Regions from separate parts of the Homo sapiens genome. Here region 1 is linked to region 2. A link is an interaction called in ENCODE POLR2A ChIA-PET data of the cell type or tissue named here. Cell type or tissue: MCF 10A. All regions are shown on one strand. Region 1 overlaps MIGA1 (mitoguardin 1). Region 2 holds the start of FUBP1 (far upstream element binding protein 1).

Region 1 (2,500 bases), 150 kb before region 2:
TCATATTTTGTGTAGTTACACTTCCTGTGAAGAGTAGTATATATGTACAGTAGTAGTATTAGCAGGCAACACTGAAGCCTGTGTGATAAATGTTATTTTTGTGGCTGAAACAGAGGACTTTGAGATTCTTTTATATTGATGTGTAGGAACAGATTTAGATCTTAAACCAGGAATTTTTGTGGCTTTATTGAAAGCATTGCTTCACATATTTCAGATAAGTGTTTAGGCATCTTCCTAATCTATGTTTTTACAGAATGAGCTCACAGAATCTTGGGTCTGTAATATTTATTTAGCAAACATTTAATTTCCTAGTATATGTCAAACATGGTATAAGACACTGGAGAAATAAAGATGAAGATTTCATCTCTGCCTTTAGGCAATGCAGAGTCTAGTTTTGGAAACAGGCATTAAAAAATACACAGACAGTGGAGTAAGTACATAATAACATGTTTATAAAGTGCTATGGGAACACTAAGGAAAAGCATGTGATTATTCATGGAGCGGGGCTCATGGGAACGTTTCACAGGAGGAGTGACACTTAAAGAAAGATGGTCTGCTAGGGAGACAGTTGAGAAAAGAGCATTCCTAGCAGAGGGAAGAACATGGATCAAGGTGCAGAGTGGAGCCTGTTTAGGGAACTACAAGTTCTTTGATATGTTTTGGAAACACAATATAGGTGGGGAGTGGTAGGAGATGAACCTAGAAAGCTGGGCAGGACATAAATTATGAAGGTCCTTGCTTTGTACCTTTAGACAAAAGGGAGCCGTTGAGGATTATAAGAAGTCATAATCAAATTTATGAGTTTGAAGAAGTCTGGAAGTGTGGCTGGCACAGTTTAAATATTTTATCCATTTTTGTTGCTGCTCCTTTATAAGATTTTATTGAGTCAGTGAGACATCCTTTAAGGGAAAATTAGAGATTTTGCCAGCTTAGTACTGACTGCACAAATTCTCTGGCAGAGCATAGGAAAAGCTGTCAAGTAGAACCTCTTGACCACTAGAGAGATGTTATTCTTCTTTTTTGGTAAGCAGCCAGATAGAACATTTAGAAATACTGAATGAACTTGGCAACAAGAGGAAATACCTCAGCCTAACATCTTACATCAAATGTCAGCCCCAAGTTGAAGCTCTGAGACCTTGTCCTCTCCCATTCCTGCAGAATCATTGTGGTTGGAGGATAAACTCCCTGAGGGTTTATTTTTAGGGAATGATATGAATTGCCAGCTTAAGTTGTATACTCAGACATCTAAATATACAGAGTACACATTGTACAACATATGAGAAATTTGGCTTAGTAATTTCCTCCCATGTGTAAGGCTCATAATCTTATTTTTAAAGGGTTTAGTAATAACACAAAATGAAATCTAACTGGTATTATACAAGTTAAAGTAGGTTCAGAGAAGAAAGCAATATAATGAAAATTGTTGGGGTCCCAGAAACATGAGAAATTTCTGGTGCTTGCCTTTGCCTGTTTTGTGTTGAAGTTATGTCTTAACAGCTTGGATTTCTATGTCCAGGACCATCACTGCCCATATAAGGCCTTTATGTGATTTAGACAAAGGGCCATCCATGTAAGCCCCTTGGGAGGGGACCTTTGTGCCAAGAAGAAGGTCCACTTTCCTTCAGGAAGATGCAGGTCTAGTATTTGGGCTGGATTTCTGCCCCGACTTATTCCTGTGGCAGGGGACCTTTGTGTAACATACAGAATGACCAGTTGTACCTCGTGGCCCTGCTCAAGTCTCTGTAACTGCAGACCTAATCTTAATGACTTCTTGCTCCAGTTTGGGTTAATCTAGTCACTTCTTTCTTCTTTAAACAAAAGGGGGGAGGGTGTAGAAAATGCTGTTACTCTTCTAAAGTGTTTGAATGGTTCCCATTCCCTTTCCTTGTGTTACTCACTTTGCATTGGCAGCTGTACTTCCCAGTTAGGAATCACAGTTGTTGTGTTGGTCAATCATAGTATATAAAAATTTTGATAAATAGGGAATGCCAGAGACAACTATTGTGGAAATCTTCTTTTGGGTAATATCAGGCTGTTTTGTACATACATTATTTCACATGGGTGAAACTTTATACGTCATCACAAATCAAGAACTTTGACAAGTTCTCCTTTTTTCTTTTTTTTTATTATTCCCACCACCTCATCATATATAACTTTTTTTTTCTTTTTTAGAGGAACAGGGTCTCACTCTGTTGTCCAGGCTGGAGCGCAGTGGCGTGATCCTAACTCACTGCAGCCTCAAACTCCTAGGCTCAAGTGATCCTCCTGCCTCAGTCTCCTGAATAGCTGGACTACATTGTGCACACAACCATGCCTGGCTAATGTTTTTATTTTATATAGAGATGGGATTTCGGTATGTTGCTTGGGCTGGTCTTGAACTCTTGGGGTCAAGTGGTCCTCCCGCCTCAGCCTCCCAAAGCACCAGAATTGCAGGCATGAGCCACTGCACCTGCCCCAAGTTCTCTTTTCTTTTGTTTCAGTGGATTTTATTGTTTCTCTT
Region 2 (2,500 bases):
TATATGCTTGTTGCTAAACATGTTCAGAATTTCTTAAATTACGTGGAAAAAACCGCAGAACTAATATTAATGATGACCTTTTGTTGACTACTCCTAGTATTTCTGGTTATAAAAAAGTACAGGTACATGTTTATAATGCGTTCACATTAGATGTGTTACAACGGATTTTATGAATTCTAATTTTGACTCAATGTTCCTTCAACTGTCCCGGTAAAAAGTTAACTAAGTGAACTCCTAATGCAACGAAAACACAGCACAACACTGGTTTCTAATTATCATTAGCTTAAAACTAGTAAAAAATGCCCAGCACCTAGTACAATATGCATAGTGTCACAGAGAATAGGATTCTTTTGCTTACATGCAAATCTATACCAACACCATACATTTTGAAATGTTAAATATATTAGGGGACTATCTAAGAATGTAAAGTTCAAATTAAGGTATCTTTTATTTTCCTGGAATACACGCACTATTTTAACAGCTTTCGTCTGGGAAAGTGGTGCCTTCAGGGCAAATGCACGCACTACGTAATACAAAGAGGTCTGGTCAGTTTACGACTCTGAACTGAGAGGCAGATTCAAATTGAAACCTCTGGTATAATGGGCCTGAGGCCATTTTGAGAAATAAGGGGGGCGGACTGGTGGAACAGACTGACACGTAAATCCCGCCCAGAAAAAGGCTGCTTTCAAGTCCCTTCCTTGTAGAGGTGTGACGGTGAATGGTACTGAAAGCGGTTTTAATTGCGAGAGAGAACGGAAATGAGCTGTAAAGGCTACTTTAATGATAAATCCCTTCCCTTGCTATGGCTCCAGGACAGACCCTAGTTCTTTCCCAAACTCATTACCAGAACCTTCCATTAAATTGTGTGAAACTAACTGCGCTTTATCCCCTGGAAGAGGATCTTTATCTAAACTAGCTCACTGGAGACACGCGAGTGCCGCAGAAGCGGGAGAAAGACTTCAGGCCTTCTTTGCGTAGCACGCGTCGGGGTTCTAAGTGGATTAGGCACCAAGAACACAAAACTGGGTTCTGGTCTCTAATCGTTATTACCAACATGGGGAAACGTGTCTCTTCACATTTCAGCCCGGAAGAACACCTCTTTCCTCTTCCTCATGCGCTTAAGGGTAGCGGCCTACTCAGTCAGCGGCCAATTACCGTGAGCTTTCGGGATTCCGCCGCGCGGTCCACACTTACCTGCCGGGCTCTCTGCAGTGCATCTTTGAAAGCGTCGTTAACTCCTCCACCACCACCGCCGCCACCACCGCCACCAGCTGAGCCAGAAGAGGGGGGAGGCACTGTTGAATAGTCTGCCATGGTTGCACTATAAGAGCCGCTGCCGCCTGTTCAGAGACTTCCTCTCAGCTAACAGCTAAGAAAGAAAGAAAATGGCGGCCGTCGAAGCTCTATTACATTCTTGCGCGACCATCGTGCCGTAAAGGGGCGGAGACTGAAGGAACAAAATCTCGCGATGTTTCCGAGGCAACGCGCTGGTGTGGGTTAGGGCTGAGAAAGAACGACAGGAACAGAGACGTCGCGAGGATTAAGTTTAAGACTTCGCGAGAACAGAATTTCTTTTGGCACCTCCTCTCCGCGCGTTCTTGGGGTGAGGCTGGGTAATTGTTCCTGCAGGGTGGTGGGTGATAGTGGCCAGTTGACTGCGACTGTGTTTGGGTGGTGGGAAGCCTGAAGAAAAGGTTGTTTCTTACCGGTCGCTGCCTCAGGGAGGTAGTGCGGTAGAATTTTCCGCTATGGGTCATTCTCGGTGTCCGCGGGGAAGGGCGTGACAACGACGGGCGTGACGGCGAAGCAACAGTGTCTCGAGAGCGCTGCCGCCCGGAGGGCGCCAGGAGAAGTGCGTCCGAGACGCCGCGCGGTGATGCTCCTGAAAACGTCTGCCCGGCGTAGCGGGAACCCAGCATGATTTTCAGGGTAGTAAAGTGTCCCTGTATTTTACTTACAGACTGTCCGATTTTTTAGTTTTATCACGAGGGTGGGTGTTGAATTCAGGCTGGAAGCCTGTTAGTTCTCGACCATATTTTAAGTTTTTTGTTTAAAATAATGTGGATGAGGCTCTAAAAGTATGACTGCCCTTTTCTTTATCCAAAAACGTGATTGTTCTTAAAGTTCAGTGTTAGCCAGATTTAATAACCTAGTATATGTATGTGTCCATGGCCATTTTTATTAAGGGTTTTTTTTTGTTTGTTTGTTTGTTTTGAGAGTCTCGCTCTGTTACCCAGGCTGGAGTGCAGTGGCGCGGTCTCGGCTCACTGCATCCTCCGCCTCCTGGGTTCAAGCGATTCTCCTGCCTCAGCCTCCCGAGTAGCTGGGACAACAGGCGCCTGCCACCACGTCTGGGCTAATTTTTTGCGTTTGTAGTAGAGACGGGGTTTCACCGTGTTAGCCAGGATGGTCTCGATCTCGTGACCTCGTGATCCACCCGCCTCGGCCTCCCAGAATGCTAGGATTATAGGCGCGAGGCACTGCGCCCGGCCTGTTAAGG

What was found. ChIA-PET counts read pairs that join two places held together with the same protein. Peaks named below come from ENCODE experiments on the same cell type or tissue, not always from the same donor. Only the 100,000 strongest peaks of a DNase experiment are listed, where the experiment ranks them.
Region 1: POLR2A ChIA-PET joins it to region 2 with 10 read pairs; 6 of 35 experiments call an interaction of 5 or more read pairs at or near these places.

Annotation. Positions count from the first base shown.
Region 1 is chr1:77,832,021-77,834,520 of GRCh38, forward strand. All of the region lies in intron 7 of MIGA1 (mitoguardin 1), which reads left to right. Among named protein-coding and RNA genes, the nearest start is that of MIGA1, 54 kb to the left of the region's middle. In MCF 10A, no CTCF peak of the experiment used is centred here; a DNase peak (open chromatin) is centred at 1,111.
Region 2 is chr1:77,977,691-77,980,190 of GRCh38, forward strand. It overlaps FUBP1 (far upstream element binding protein 1), which reads right to left and starts at 1,382. Exons shown (of 20, transcript NM_003902.5): 1 at 1,195-1,382. The coding sequence starts at 1,314. It also overlaps a transcript of DNAJB4 not described here. RefSeq lists enhancers at 946-995, 1,066-1,115, 1,126-1,185, 1,196-1,325, 1,636-1,785 and 1 more. In MCF 10A, a CTCF peak has its summit at 1,848; DNase peaks (open chromatin) are centred at 631, 1,481 and 1,801.